Linked DNA regions of Homo sapiens: region 1 is linked to region 2. A link is a loop called in an ENCODE intact Hi-C map of the cell type or tissue named here. Cell type or tissue: B cell. All regions are shown on one strand. Each heading gives the region's core, and the rest is flanking DNA. Links, peaks and the distances in the headings are about the cores only. Region 1 overlaps HTT (huntingtin). Region 2 has its middle 28 kb from the start of HTT.

Region 1 (8,740 bases), core at 2,225-7,224, 89 kb after region 2:
ACACTCAGGGTGAGTGGGAACCAGGACTGGCTGAGGCAGCAGTGGACCCAAGTCTCCATCGCGCCCATGCTTACTATGGAGCCTTCTCGTTCTCTCTTTTTCTTTGGGTGAGAGGGTACACTTGTGTTTTTGAATTTATATGAGGTAAGTGTGTAATAGGGTTTTTTCTAATCTTTTTTAAGTGGAATCTGGAATTTTAATCAGATTTATTATCTGACAACCTAGAATTATAATCCAGAAAGTCTGTGGTATTGAGGACATATTGGCAATATGATGAATCTCTAATTCTTAAATCCTGAAACTTTTTTTTTTTTAATCACTTAGGGTTATTATAGTGAAGTCATTTCTGAATTTGGATCTTCTCTTCACACCTCTTTTTCTCTTTCCTGAGAATTAAGCTTTTGTTTCGAGTTAGAAAGTTGATAGTAGGGAATTGTTCCATGGCTGAGCAATTTATCTCCACAGAGGAACAGTATGTCTCAGACATCTTGAACTACATCGATCATGGAGACCCACAGGTTCGAGGAGCCACTGCCATTCTCTGTGGGACCCTCATCTGCTCCATCCTCAGCAGGTCCCGCTTCCACGTGGGAGATTGGATGGGCACCATTAGAACCCTCACAGGTAACGGCCAGTTTTTCAGCTGTGTTTTTTCTAGTTATGCTTACTAAGGTTTAAGTTTAGATGATGATGTTTGTTGCTTGTTCTTCTGGTTAGGAAATACATTTTCTTTGGCGGATTGCATTCCTTTGCTGCGGAAAACACTGAAGGATGAGTCTTCTGTTACTTGCAAGTTAGCTTGTACAGCTGTGAGGGTGAGCATAATCTTCTGTGGAACCATTTCTTCACTTAGTGGACATTTTATCATTGCTACAATTAAAATTGGAGCTTAATAGGAAATATTTCCATGCACTCTAAAGCTGTAACCAGTAATACCCACCATGTATCCATCTCTCAGCTTTAGAAAGAAAACGTTGCCAGTAAAGTTAATGCTTCATAAACTTCAGTTTAAGTTCTAATTCTCAGAATATTTGTTTGAAATAGACCTCTTCCTAAAGGATATATTTAGAAATAACCTATCATTAAGTGTAAAGTCTGTTGAATATGCTGGGCACGGTGACTCACACCTGTAATCTGACCACTTTGGGAGGCCAAGGTGGAAGGATTGCTTGAGCCCAGGAGTTCAAGACTATGGGCAACATAGTTGACCCTGTCCCTACAGAAAATTAAAAAAAAAAAAAAAAAAAGTAGCTGGGTATGGTGGTGCATACCTGTAGTCTCAGCTACTCGGGAAGCTGAGGTGGAGGGGGGATTGCTTGAGCCCCAGAGATCAAGGCTGCAGTAAGGCGTGGTTACACCACTGCCCTCTAGCCTGGGCAACAGAGTGAGACTGTCTCAAAAATAATAGTAATAATAATCAGTTGAATTAAAAAAAAAAAAAAAAAAACCACTGTGCTAGGCCCATAGTATGGTAAGAGTTAAAGTGAGCCTTAGGGATTATTTACTCAACCTCTGTTTCTGTATAAAGTGGAATAGGCTCAATTCTTTAAGTGATAGCATGTTGAACCTTTCCATACCAACTGGCTCATAAGTCACAACTGGCCAGTCAACAAGAGTAAAAATTAACTGGTAAAAATCAAAGCAAAAAACCTACAATTGTCAAATTTGTGGGATAACTCCCCCTTTTAAAATGTCATGCCTGACAGTAATTTCTCTCTAGTTTCCAGGTTTTCAGTCAGTTGTGTCTTTTTTGAGCAGAAGGAAGCATGCTAAGAGCTCAATCTTGTGGCTAGCTGGGGGTCTTTGTGTCAGCCATGCATGTGATGGTGCCCCTGGGTGCTTGGGGCTGCAGGGGAGGGGTACAGCAGTAGGGGCCTGTTCTGTTCTCTCGTGCTGTGGAGTACATAGTGACATAGTGGGGTGGTCCTTGGTGTAGGTCCCTTGTTCCTACCCCTGGGTCTGAGATTTATTTAGAAGTGGTGTTGGGGCTGTGCGGCAGGCCCCTCTGTAACTGATCAATGTTTGTGAAGTTGCTGTTTGAGAGTTGAAACCATGACATAAGCAGAAATGGAAGGAAGAAAGAACCAGTTATGTGAAAGGGACACATTTACTTTTAAGCTTGTATTTACTGAGATAAAGTATTCTTAATCAATGTTCTTGAGAGGTGTGGGAAAAATGCAACATCCTGGTTGCAGTTAAACCCAGAACATTGTGTGTTGAAGAGTGACGGTTCTCAAACCGTCAAGACGCGGGTACTGAGTGGGACTAACCTGCTGTCCTCTTGCCTTGGACCTTGTGTTCCAGAACTGTGTCATGAGTCTCTGCAGCAGCAGCTACAGTGAGTTAGGACTGCAGCTGATCATCGATGTGCTGACTCTGAGGAACAGTTCCTATTGGCTGGTGAGGACAGAGCTTCTGGAAACCCTTGCAGAGATTGACTTCAGGTAAGTGAGTCACATCCATTAGATTTCATGAACTAAGCTCAATTGAAAGTTCTGGGATCACTTGATGCAAGGAATGATGTTATCAAGTACCCTGTCCATCAGAAATCCGAGTGGTTTAGGTAGATGACAGTGATTTTCTCCTCCCAGTGGCTTTTTGCTGAACTTTGCCCTATGCTTGGAATTTTATTTTATTTTATTATTTATTTAGAGACAAGATCTTGCTCTGTCGCCCAGGCTTGAATGCAGTAGCACAATCATAGCTCACTGAAGCTTTGAACTCTAGGACTCAAGTGGTCCTCCTGCCTCAGCCTCCCGATTAGCTAGGAGAATAGGTGTGTGCCGTCACACTGGCTAATATTTTTTGTAGAAATGGGGTCTTGCTATGTTGCCCAGGCTGGTCTCAAACTCCTGGGCTTGATTGATCCTCCATCTTGGCCTCCCAAAGTGCTGGGATTACAGGCATGAGCCACTGTGCCTGGCCTAGAATTTTAAAATATAAGTAGAAGAGTAGATTTTTTTTTTTGGTAGTCCTCGTCATTTAAGTATTCTGGATAGTGGGAATAAAAGAGCTTAGAATTTTTCATCTTTGTCTTAAACTTTTAAAAAAATGTAGCTTATATTAATTCTGCTTGTTTAAAAAGAATATACTCTTCATTATACTGAACCTAGGTAAGACAGCTGGTTTATATTTTGTTGCAATTAAAAAACGTGAGCTGTGGTTGCAGTGAGCCAAGATTGTGGCCATTGCACTTCAGCCTGGCAACAGAGTGAGACTTGGCCTCAAAAAAAAAAAAATAACATGAGCTGTGTTGGCACTTTCATTTTCTAAGAGTAGTTTTGGCTGGAGAAGTTTTCTTTCAGTACTTTCTTTTAGAAGGGAAATTTTCCTTTATAATTTAGGGTTTGTTTTTTTTTTTTCCAAGCCACCTTTTATAGAGCCCTTGTGGGTTATTTCATTTAATCCTTAGAATGTTTATAAATCTGGGCTTGTTCTCGGCTCCACCCACAGATAGGGACGCTGAGCGTGCATGAGTGGGCAGCAAGATAGCAGGTTATGGAGGGCCCAGCTCACCCCTTCTGTGGCTTGAGCCAATTTTATAGGGCACTTACAGAGTCTTTTGAAATAGTATTTATTTTGAAGAAAAAGAAAAACAGTTTACTGAGTACTGTCTTATTGAGTCTGGAATTGTGAGAGGAATGCCACCTCTATTTATTTAAAGCCATTGGCCTTTTTTGTTGTTTTGAGTAAGTGCTGCCCAAGGTCCTTCCAGGGCACCTGGATGAGCCTGCTCTGGAGCAAGCTGGCGGTAAGTGTTTACTGAGTAACTAAATGATTTCATTGTTAAATGTGCTCTTTTGTTAGGCTGGTGAGCTTTTTGGAGGCAAAAGCAGAAAACTTACACAGAGGGGCTCATCATTATACAGGGGTAAGCGGTTTATTTTTGTGAGATGCTGTTTTACCTTCAAGAAGGTGAAAGTGAGGCTTTCCTTGTGGAATTTCTCTAAATGCATTCGTCATGTTTTAGATGTTTATTTCACAGTTTATATCATGAAAGTTATAATCTTGTCATATGGATTTAAGTCTAGTAATGTTGAGTTCTTTCTCACTAGCTTTCCAAAATATCTTACCTAAAATTTAGTCAAATACAAGATTATGTTTATTTTTATTATCCTTCTCTCTAAAGCTTTTAAAACTGCAAGAACGAGTGCTCAATAATGTTGTCATCCATTTGCTTGGAGATGAAGACCCCAGGGTGCGACATGTTGCCGCAGCATCACTAATTAGGTATTTACCAATATTTTATCTCTTTTCCTTTTTTGGTTGAAGTACTAAAAGATACGAGAATGGAAAGAGAGGGAAGAATTCAAAGGATGTAGAGCAGTATTCCTGAATCTGAGCTCATTTCAGCCATTCTATTCTTAAACTATAATGAAAAAAAAATCCAAAAAAGTCTAAAATTATAATTAAAAAAACAACAAAATACTAACTGTCCATTGTAAAAAGTAATGCACTTTCATTGTAAAAATTTTGGACTATAGAGAATAGTACTAAGAAGAAAAAAAAAATCACCTTCAATTCTGCTGCCACCTGGAGGTAATCACTGTTAATATTTTGCTATATACTCTATGAGTTTCTTGTTCAAAATCAGGTCAAAATTACATGCAATTTTGTAATCTGACAATTTCCACTTAATATTTTATTAGCATTTTCCTGTTATGAAACAGTAATTTTAGTTATGGGTCGTTGTTTTGCTATGCGGTTGGGATAAAATTTTATATACTTTTTTTGGCAATTACTTATTATACATAAATGTTTGTGTATAGTTTTCTTTTTCTGAGAATTCCTGGAAGTTGAGTTACCAGGCCCGGCTTTGAATTTTTTTTTTTATTTTTTTTTTGAGACAGAGTCCTGCTCTATTGTCCAGGTGCTATCTCGGCTCACTGCAACCTCTGTCTCCCTGGTTCAAGCGATTCTCCTGCCTCAGCCTCCCGAGTAGCTGGGATTACAGGGGCACACCACCACGCCCAATTAATTTTTGTATTTTTAGTAGAGACAGGGTTTCACGATATTGGCCAGGCTGGTCTCGAACTTCTGACCCCGTGATCCACCTGCATTGGCCTCCCAAAGTGCTGGGATTACAGGCGTGAGCCATGGCGCCTGGCCAGGCTTTAAATTTAAAACAAATCTTCTAATAGCTTTATGGAGGTTATAATTTACATTTCTTGAAATGTACTCACTTTGAGTGTATAGTAAACTCCAATTTTATCACATTTCTGTCACCCCAAATGTATCCTTGTGCCCATTTGCTGTAACCTCCGGTTCCTGCCCCAACTCCTAGGCAGCCACTCATCTATTTTCTGTCCCTTAAGATTTGTGTTTTCGCCAGGCGCTCATGCCTGTAATCCCAGCACTTTGGGAGGCCGAGGTTGGTGGATCACTTGAGGTCAGGAGTTCGAGACCAGCCTGGCCAACATGGTGAAACCTTGTCTCTACTAAAAATACAAAAATTAGTCGGATGTGGTGGCACACGCCTGTAATCCCAGCTACTCGGGAGGCTGAGGCAGGAGAATCACTTGAACCTGGGAGGCGGAGGTTGCAGTGAGCAGAGATCGCGCCACTGCCTTCCAACCTGGGCAACAGAGAGAGACTGTCTCAAAACAAACAAAGATTTGTATTTTCTGGACATTTTATAGTACTGGGGTCATAGTATAGATGGACTTTTGCATTTGGCTTCTTTTACTTAATTGTGAGATTGGTTCTTGTTGTAGCATGTATCAGTAGTTTGTTCATTTTTATTGGCGAAAGTATTCTATTATATGAATAATACCATATTTTATCTATCCATCAGATGGATATTATAGAGTTCATGTTTTGGCTAATTTATGAATTATGGTACTGTGAACATTTGCCTGCAAGATTTTGTGTAGACATGTCTTCATTTCTCTTGAGTAGATCACCTAGAAGTGGATTTTTAAATAATTTTGGTACTTACTGTGAAACTGCTCTTCAAAAACATACCATTGTTCCTTCCTTCCTTCCTTCCTTCCTTCCTTCCTTCTTTCCTTCCTCCCTTCCTCCCTCCCTTCCCTACTTCCCTCTCCCTTTCCCTTTCCCTTCCCCTTTTCCCTTCCCCTTCCCGCCTGCCTGCCTGCCTGCCTTCCTTCCTTCCTTCCTTCGTTTCTTTCTACATATACACATTTTTTTAAATTTCAATGGTTTTTGGGGTACAAGTGGTTTTTGGTTACATGGCTGAATTTTGGTTACATGGTGAAGTCTGAGATTTTAGTACACCTGTCACCCGAGTAGTGTACCTTGTACCCAATATGTAGTTTTTTGTCCCTCACCTTCCAGCCTTCCGCCTTGTGAGTCTCCAATGTCCATTATACCACACTGTATGCCCTTGCGTACCCACAGCTCAGCTCCCACTTCTGAGAACATATAGCAGAAACATGCCAAAGTATACTCCCACTACCAGAATGTGATTGTGCCTGATTCTTCTCACCAGTACAAATATTTCAAAAAAAGTTAAATATGTATCAGTTTTTTGGGCAGAAGTTGATACTTCTCTTTATTTATTTATTTTTTTTGAGATAGGGTCTCATTCTATGATGCCCAGGCTGGAGTGTGGTGGTGCGATCTCGGCTCACTGCAGTCTCTGCCTCCCAGGTTCAAGTGATTCCCACGTCAGCCTCCCAGGAAGCTGGAATTACAGGCGAGGGCCACCACTGCCAGCTAATTTTTGTATTTTTTGGTAGAGATGGGGTTTCACCATGTTGGCCAGACTGGTCTCAAGCTCCTGACCTCAAGTGATCCACCTGCCTTGGCCTTCCAAAGTGCTGGGATTACAGGCGTGAGCTACCACACCCGGCTGATATTTCTTTTTAAAATAACTTACCTTCTTTTGAAAGTAATACATGTTTAATGAACAGAATTTAAGGAAAATATAAAAAAACGAAATAATCTTTGTAATCAAACTACTGAAAAGAAAACCAAAGTTACATTTTGGTGCATATTCTTTTTCATTTTCATCATTGTAATTTGCATTTCTTTGATTACTTGTGAGACACTCCTTTCATTTACTTAATAGGTTTATATGACTTGCCTATTCAGAGATTTTGCAGCTTTACCATTTTCTGCAAATGATAGCAACTTCTTTTTGTTTGTTTGTTTGTGGAGACAGAGTCTCGCTCTGTCACTCAGGCAGGAATGCAGTGGTGGAATCTTGGCTCATTGCAACTATTGCCTCCTGGGTTCAAGCGATTTTCCTGCCTCAGCCTCCCAAGTAGCTGGGATTACAGGAGTGTGCCACCATGCCCGGCTAATTTTTGTATCTTTAGTAGAGATGGGGTTTTGCCATGTTGGCCGGGCTGATCTTGAACTCCTGGCCTCAAGCGGTCCCCCTGTCTCGGCCTCCCAAAGTGCTGGGATTACAGGCGTGAGCCACCGTACCCAGCCAGTAGTTACTTCTTATATTCTAGAAAAAATTCTACTCATGATCAAGTCTCCATGAGGAAAGAGACTTTAATTGAAGATCATGGGGCTTGCAGACCAATATGATAAAATAGTTCATTGTTTCTAAAAGTATTACTGAGTGTTGATGGCAGATATGAACCCTTTTGTTTTTGTAGGAAAATGTTACCCGTATTCTCCATTTGAATTCAGTTTAGATTTGTTAGGAATCGCAGCTTAAGCTTTGCCATCTGGGAGTGTTTGGGACAGTTTTGCAGACAAAATTGCAAAAGTGCCTAAGGAATGCAGCTGGCATTCAGACCTGCTCTGTGCTCAGTACTCTGTGGACAGACACTGTTCAGCACTTGTTGATCAGAAGGTTTAGAAAGAGAACTTTCAAAGTTGGTTTTTAATTAAAGCATTTAATAGTGTAAATAGAAAGGGATTAAATTTTATGACAGACAAAAGAAAGTACAGCACCCAGCTGGGCGTGGGGGCTCACGCCTGTAATCCAGCACTATGGGGGGCTGAGGTGGGTGGATCACGAGGTCAGGAGTTCAAGAGTTCAAGAACAGCCTGGCCAAGGTGATGAAACCCTGTCTCTACTAAAACTACAAAAATTAGCCGGGCGCGGTGGCAGGCGCCTGTAATCCCAGCTACTCAGGAGGCTGAGGCAGGAGAATCACTTGAACCTGGACGGCAGAGGTTGCAGTGAGCCAAGATTGCACCATTGTACTCCGGCCTGGGCCACAGAGTGACATTCTGTCTCAAAAAAAAAAAAAAAAGAAAAAAAGAAAGTACAGCACCCAGTTATGTCCGAGTGGGTGCATGAGAGTGACCCTGAGATTGGAGACAACGCTGTCACGTGCTTGAAGAACGCCACCTGAGAAAGGGGGCGAGAAGTGGTGTCCGCTGGTAACCAGAGGTGTTGGCTTAGCCATCTGCAGGGAGGAGGGTGGTCTATCACAGGTGAGTTTCATCTACTTTCTTAAGCAAATTAACCTTACTTTTGTGTTAGGCTTGTCCCAAAGCTGTTTTATAAATGTGACCAAGGACAAGCTGATCCAGTAGTGGCCGTGGCAAGAGATCAAAGCAGTGTTTACCTGAAACTTCTCATGCATGAGACGCAGCCTCCATCTCATTTCTCCGTCAGCACAATAACCAGGTATGCTGACCCAGTGGCATCTTCACATTGTCGGGAAAATGCCCTTTCCTGATGCCTTTCTTTAGGCTTTAATTGAAAACATTTTATTTTCTAGAAAAAAGCTTCAGCTCAGGATGTTTGAGTGTAGGTCAGTCCTTTGATAGGATATTATCATTTTGAGGATTGACCACACCACCTCTG
Region 2 (7,634 bases), core at 2,227-7,226:
AATACAGGTCCCAAAGAGCTTGCTGATAAAACAGACTGTTTTAAAGAAGCCGGAGCTAGGCGCGGTGGCTCATGCCTGTAATCCCAGCACTTTGGGAGGCCGAGGCAGGTGGATCACTTGAGGCCAGGAGTTAGAGACCACCCTGGCCAAAATAGTGAACCCCGTCTCTAATACAAAAATTAGCCAGGTGCAGTGATGGATGCCTGTGGTCCCAGCTACTCGGGAGGCTGAGGCAGGAGAATCTCTTGAACCCAGGAGTCAGAGGCTGCAGTGAGCCGAGACCTGGGCAACAGAGCAAGACATCGTCTCAAAAAAAATAATAAAATAAAGAAGTAAATAAAGAAGCTGGGAAACCCACCAAAACCAAGATGGCGATGAGAGTGACCTCTGGTCATCCTCACAGCTCATTACATGCTAATTATAATGCATTAACATGCCAAAAGACACTCCCATCAGCGCCATGACAGTTTTCAGATGCCATGGCAACGTCTGAAAGCTACCCTGTATGTTCTAAAAAGAGGAGGAACTCTCAGTTCTGGGAATCGCCCACCCCTTTCCCAGAAATCTCATGAATAATCCACCCCTTGTTTAGCATATAATCAAGAAATAACCATAAAAATGGGCAGCCAGCAGCCCTCTAGGCTGCTCTGCCTACGGAGTAGCCATTCTTTATTCCTTTACTTTCCTAAGAAACTTGCTTTCCCTTTATGGATTAGCCTCGAATTGTTTCCTGAGCGAGATCCAAGTACCCTCTTTTGGGGTCTGGATCGGGACCCCTGTCCAGTAGCACTCCCTCCATCTTGCCTGCTGAGGAGGAAACTAGACCTGGGAACCGACCAGGGTTGCAGGGCCCAGGGCCCGAGGGCATCGTTCATACCCTGGGCTGGTGGCTATGGAACTAATAAAGTCCTTTTTGTTTCTTTGTTTCTTTTTTTGCTTAAGCTAGTCTGAGTTAAATTTCCCCATGCCCAAGTGAAAGCTTTGACTGAGAGAAATAAACCTAGGCCAGGATTTGTACACAGACCATTTGGTAACTTGTTCAATTAACATGTTGAACATCTCATTTTTCTCTTTCTGTTTATAAGCAAGCATGTATGTATTGAAGAGAACTTTGAAATTAAGAAGAACAGTGCTCGCTGTGGCAGCATATACACTAAAACTGGAATGATACAGAGAAGATTAGCATTGCCCCTGCACAAGGACGACACACAAATTTGTGAAGCGTTCCATACAAAAATATATTTAAAAAAAGAAAAAACACAAAATCTCGTCTTTAATATTAGCTGCTGTGCATAGGCAATCCGTATCAACATTTTGTTTGCTATTTATATAATTAATATAGTGATTTATTTCTTTCCATGTCATTTGGCTGCTTAAATTTTTAATGTTTTTTTTGAGAGTCTCGCTCTGTTGCCCAGGCTGGAGTGCGGTGGCGTGATCTCGGCTCACTGCAACCTGCATTCAAGTGATTCTCATGCCTCAGCTTCCCGGATAGCTGGGATTACAGGCACCACCACCACACCGGCTAATTTTTTTTTTTTAGTACAGATGGGGTTTCACCATGTTGACCAGGCTGGTCTCGAACCCCTGGCCTTAAGTAATCTGCCCATCTCAGCCTCCCAAAGGATTACAGGTGTGAGCCACTGTGCCTGGCCTGCTTAATCTTTTATTACATATTTCAGTCATCCATGATATTGTGAAGTTATATTTGGTTTTCGTTCAGTCTCCTGGCATATATTTCCCCAAATCCTTGGAATCTTCAAAGTGATGAATGTCTTTTTTGTATGTTAATGAGGTGGCTGGTGGCTCCTAGACAGCTTCAAGATAGGAGGTGGGGCTGGTCACCAGAAAGAAGAAGGTAGGGTTAGAAGGTTGGGACTCAGCCCTACTCTTGCCCTCTGGGAAGGGAGAGGGGCTGATGGTTGAGCTGATCGCCAATGGCTAATGATTAAATCATGCCTATGTGATGAAGCCTCCATAAAAACCCAAGAGGACAGGGTTCAGAGAGCTTCCGGGTAACGTGGAGGTTTCTAGAGGGCAGCGCACCTCCCTTCTACGGGGACAGAAGCTCCTGTGCTTGGGACCCTTCCAGAACGCTCCCTATGCATCTTCTCATCTGGCTGTTCATCTGTATCCTGTAAAATATGCCTTGTAATAAACCAGGAAATGTGTTTCTCTGAGTTCTGTATGCTGATCTAGCAAATTAATTGAACCCAAGGAGGGGGCTGTGGGAACCCCCAATGTTTAGCAGGTCAGTCAGAATCACAGGCCAAATAACCAGGGGCTTGCAGTTGGCATTGGAAACGGGGTTCAGTCTTGTGGGAACTGAGTCCTCGATCTGTGTGGTCAGGCGCTGTCTACAGGTAGATGCCGTCAGACTTGAATGAGAGGACACCCAGCTGGTGTCCGCTGCAGAACTGATTGCTTGCTTGTGGGTGGGGAGAAGTATTCTGTGTTGATTCTTGAGTGAGAGAACAGGAAAAGGACACTGCGCTTTTCCCCTAGATCCTCAGGGTGGCTGAATATACATATGGAATACGCTGTAGGAGGAGTTATGAATATCTGTGAGGGGAGCAACACCCAGTGTGCAGTTAGCTTCATGCCTCTTCATGGGTCACGTGTTCAAAAAATGTTGGGGTTAGCGTGATCGGAGGATGTGGTTTTCCTCCCTCTGACGTCAAAAGGTGAAGCAGAGGACACGAGAACCCTCACTGCACCGCCTCTGGAGACGGCCACGGCCACTGCAGGCTCTGTGGTCTCTTACCAGGAAGGGAAGCATTGCCTGGCCGTGGCCTCAGATGATTGGCTAAAGGCAATAGAAGAGTGAGATGTCTGTTCTTTTTTTCTAGAGCTGGTTTCTGTTTATTCTTTAGGAAGGCATTCCAGTGAAAGGGTATTAAGGAAGGGGCACACTGAGGCGAGTCTGACCTGTCCTGTCACGGCCAGGAACTCAGTTTTTAAGGTTTCTCTGAGGTCTCCTCGACCAAGAAGCGGTCCGCTCAGTTGGCAGGGGTTTTAGGATTTTCTTATGTACCTCAAGGGAGCAGTAAACATCACATCATAATTTTTTTTTTAACAAAAAAGCACAATATGCACTCAAAACAGTGTTTGAACATTTTAAAGAATACATATTATATACCTCTGTTAAATGAAAAACTTCAGCCAAATTAAATTTAAATGAGTTTAATTGAGCAATGAACGATTCACGAATTGGGCAGCCCCCAGAATCACAGCAGATTCAGAGGGACTCCAGGGATACCTCGTGGTCAGAACAAATCTATAGACAAAAAAGGGAAGTGACATATAGAAATTGGAGGTGAGTACAGAAACAGCTGGGTTGGTTGCAGCTCGGCATTTGCCTTATTTGGACACAGTTTGAACTCTCAGCAGTGTACGAGTGAAGTACGGCTGCTGGGATTGGCCAAGACTCAGGTACTGCCACAGGTGCAGACTCCCAAGTGAGGATGTCAGGGTTTCAGTCTTGTCTACCAATTAAGTTAGGTTGCAGTTCGTCCACAAGGACTCAAATAGAGAAGTATGGAGTCCTTCTCAGGCCATATTTAGTTTGCTTTAACAATTCCACCCTTTTGGTCATTTTCTCAATTTTGAGAGATTGACCAAAACTTTAGTCATTGATGTCACTATCACCATCGTAAATGTACTTATTTGGTCCTGAAACCCTCTGAGAAACAGTAGAACAGTGAGTTTTGCAAAGGTAGGAACAAGGACTGAGGGTACCTCCTTATGCTGGAACGTCCTGTTTATAGGGGAATCTGTTAGGATCTATGTGTTTCCTTAAAGTCTTAGTTTGATTATGTCACATTTAGCATGAGTGACTCCATTTTTGTTTGGCTTAGTCTGTTGGGACATAGTGCATGAGCTCAGTCCAAAACAATGGCCTCCCATAATTTTATTTTAATAAATTCCCCTTTCTGTCCAGGTTCTCACTTAGGTGAGTGTGGGCGGCAAGCCACCCAGCTGCCAAGGCAAGACCCCGAGGGCACAAGCTGTTCCAGTATAATAAAAAATATATATATAGAATAAGAATAGTTATACTAGGCCGGGCGCAGTGGCTTACGCCTATAATCCCAGCACTTTGGGAGGCCGAGGTGGGCAGATCATGAGGTCAGGAGATCGAGACCATCCTGGCTAACACGGTGAAACCCCGTCTCTACTAAAAATACAAAAAATTAGCCGGGCGTGGTGGCGTGCACCTGTAGTCCCAGCTACTCGGGAGGCTGAGGCAGGAGAATGGCATGAACCCGGGAGGCGGAGCTTGCAGTGAGCCGAGATTGCGCCACTGCCCTCCAGCCTGGGTGACAGAGCGAGACTCTGTCTCAAAAAACAAAAACAAAAACAAAACAAAACAAAACAAAAAGAATAGTTATACTAGAAATAGATTATAGATATGATTAGATATGACTATTATCAATCATTAGTTTGTGGCATTACTCTATTCCAATATTATAATAATCTTTGTTCTACAATTATAACCTAGGAAAAACCAGGCCATACAGAGATAGGAGCTGAAGGGACAGGGTGAGAAGTGACCAGAAGACGAGTGTGAGCCCTCTGTCACGCTCAGACAGGGCCACTAGAGGGCTCCCTGGTCTAGTGGTAATGACAGTGCCTGGGAAGGCACCTGTTACTTAGCCGACCAGGGAAGGGAGTCTCCCTTTGGCCAGGGGAGAGGGGCGGAGGGGTTAGAGAAGACTCTGCTCCACCATCTCTTGTGGAAGGCCTGACATCAGTCAGGCCCGCCCACAGCCATCCGGAGGCCTGACCATCTCCCTGTGATGCTGTGCTTCAGCGGTCACGCTCCTGTTTCACTTTCATGTTCCGCTCTGTACACCTGGCTCCATCTTCTAGATAGCAGTAGCAGAATTAGTGAAAGTGCTAAAGTCTTTGAAATGCATAGAAGAAATAATGACGTAGGCTGTCTCCTCTCTCTCTCCGCCTCGGCTACCAAACAGGGAAGGGCACCCTGTCCGGTGGACACGTGACTTGCGTGACCTGACCTATCATTGGAGATGACTCACACTCCTTACCCTGCCCCCTTGTCTTGTATCCAATAAGTAACAGGGCAGCCAGGCATTCGGGGCCACTACCAGTCTCCGTGTCTAGGTGGTAGTGGTCCCCTGGGCCCAGCTGTCTTTTCTTCTATCTCTTTGTCTTGTGTCCTTATTTCTGTGATCTCTCATCTCCGCAGGTGAGGAGAAAAACCCACAGGCCCAGTAGGGCTGGACCCTACAGGCGAGAGTGTGACCAAAACTTAGGGCCTTAGCACCACTCTCAGTTACCATCGTTTTGGGTTTCTGGTCTCAGCACGTCATTCATAGGTTACGGTGTCCTCATGGTCACACATTTCTTTCAGCTTCTGCCATTCCAGTTGAAGAGAGACCATTTGTTGTTCTAGAGATGGCTGCATGCAGACATTTAAAACCTTTGAGAGAATGCAGCGCACCAGGGAGACTATTATTATGATTACTGGGAGGATAATACCAAGAGTTTGCAGTATGCTCCTTACCCAGGGTCCCTATACACCAAACCACCCCAAATCAAATAGATCAGACAATGAGCTAGATAAGAGGCTACTCACTCAACTAAGTGGCCTTTTCATTAATCTCCCACAACTGAATCTCTATAATACCTGATGTATTTCTCCCTAGGCCACAGGTGCCAGCAGCTGCACAGGTACTACTTTTCTGTTTAGTCAATTCTATTATTTAGCATACCTTTCACAAGGGAATTGAAAGTCTGTTGTGTAACTATAGCCTTTACAGTAGAGTCTGCTATACAGCCTATCATGAGGGATACATTTCTGGTTATGGCCTCTTTTACTCTAAACCATGGAAAAGTGATGCCCTTCTGGAAGAGTAAAGCCCTCCTGGCAATGCCCTCTTTAACCCATAGTGTGGGTTAAGAGGAGTGAACCGATATTCTGTTTCTGACTGATTACAGGCAACATATGTCTCATTAAAGTTTCTCACCTACACTGGACCTTCATCTTTTATCTATCAAAGTATAAAGTTATCCGTGTATAAGGCTGGCTGCAAAATCCTTCACAAATGAAAGTATACCCCATAAGTGCACACAACAGATCGTCTTTTCATTTCTATTATTCATAGAGGCATAAGCAAGGAACAGATACTCAAAGATAAGAGTCTCATGGCCAGGCGTGGTGGTGCATGCCTGTAATCCCAGCACTTTGGGAGGCCGAGGTGGGCGGATCACCTGAGGTTAGAAGTTCAAAACCAGCCTGGCCAACTTGGCAAAAACCCATCTCTACTAAAAATACAAAAATTAGCTTGGTGTGGTGGCAGGCACCTGTAATACCAGCTACTCGGAAGGCTGAGGTATGAGAATCGCTTGAACCCAGGAGGCAGAGGTTGCAGTGAGCTGAGACTGCACCACCGCACTCCAGCCTGGGTGACAGAGCAAGACTCCATCTCCAAAAAAGAAAAAAAAAAGAGAGTCTCATGACAGTAGAAGTCTTGATCCACGATCTTAGCAAAAGCCGTTCACATCAAGGATGCCATCTTCTGGGGAGAGACTTCCTTGGCTTTACCTTAAAGGTTCCAATGGGTGTACAGTTCCAGGAGTGTGGATGGACCCTTCTCAGTTGTGAGATTATGAACCCAAGTTTCAAGATCCCTAAGTTTTGTTGCAGTGCGGATGGCAAGGACAGTCTTTCTCTGATGTTCTCAGAAGATCCAGTCTTCGGGTTCTAGAATGCAAAGGGTTTGACCTCAGTGAACCATAGAAAAATATACTGTAGCATAATAACCTACTGTTAAAACATCAGCCCTCTTAACATGCGAGAGCTTTTATACAACCCGGAAAACATGCATTGAAAATGACGATTGAATAAAATCCCTTTATAAAATATGTAAATAGCCCAGGGTTATAAACTATTTTAGCAATTTGTAAGTTATCACACACACACACACACACACACACACACACACACACACACATATACACTTTTTTTTTTTTGAGATGGAATCTCTGTCACCCAGGCTGGAGTGCAGCGGTGCAATCTCGGCTCACTCCAACCTCTGCCTCCCACACACCAATGTATTTAATTTGGATTACTTTATCTTTTCCATGATGAGTCACGAAATGCAGAACTTTTAATAACAAAAGCTTTAAGGACTCAGGAAGGACAAGGTGGCCGTCCTGGTTCTCCGTGAGTCCATACTTAATTAACATTAGACTTCAGTCCTCTTGAATCCCAGTTGCTTCTCCAAATTAGGTGCATTGCACGGATAACTGATGGGTTATCACAGGTAATTTGACTTAGACCATGGATTTCATTCAAATTGTATATCTGAACTATTTCAGTGTCAGCTGATTTAAGATGAAAATCTGGCAAACTCTTTTCTTGGTATTCAATTAATTTTTGTTCTACTTGGGTTAGCAGTTCTATAAGCCAGTCAGTCTTTTCATTAAAGTTCCAGGAATTCTTACCCAGTTCAAATGATATGATTCTAAAGTTATTAGAAACCTGTATTCCAAGACTGATTTTTAGGGTCCTTTTCATCCTTTTATGAATCTCCTAAAAGACACCATACTTTTGAAGTTTTCAGAAACCGCACCAGCATTAAGCAATTAACTGTGGAAATGACTTTAAA

Evidence for each region. A loop is a pair of places that touch in the nucleus more often than their neighbours do. Peaks named below come from ENCODE experiments on the same cell type or tissue, not always from the same donor. Only the 100,000 strongest peaks of a DNase experiment are listed, where the experiment ranks them.
Region 1: it touches region 2 in a loop (13-fold over the local background); 10 of 110 quality-filtered maps call a loop at or near these places.

What each region holds. Positions count from the first base shown.
Region 1 is chr4:3,132,097-3,140,836 of GRCh38, forward strand. It overlaps HTT (huntingtin), which reads left to right. Exons shown (of 67, transcript NM_001388492.1): 17 at 466-624; 18 at 718-815; 19 at 2,305-2,444; 20 at 3,808-3,871; 21 at 4,130-4,230; 22 at 8,414-8,560. Among named protein-coding and RNA genes, the nearest start is that of HTT, 62 kb to the left of the region's middle. RefSeq lists a silencer at 3,315-3,494. In B cell, for the core only: CTCF peaks have their summits at 4,593 and 4,802; no DNase peak of the experiment used is centred there.
Region 2 is chr4:3,042,972-3,050,605 of GRCh38, forward strand. It overlaps the pseudogene RNU6-204P and HTT-AS. Among named protein-coding and RNA genes, the nearest start is that of HTT, 28 kb to the right of the region's middle. RefSeq lists an enhancer at 4,739-5,098. In B cell, for the core only: CTCF peaks have their summits at 2,764, 4,543 and 4,743; DNase peaks (open chromatin) are centred at 2,680, 3,390 and 4,790; H3K4me3 peaks cover 2,444 bases; H3K27ac peaks cover 3,874 bases.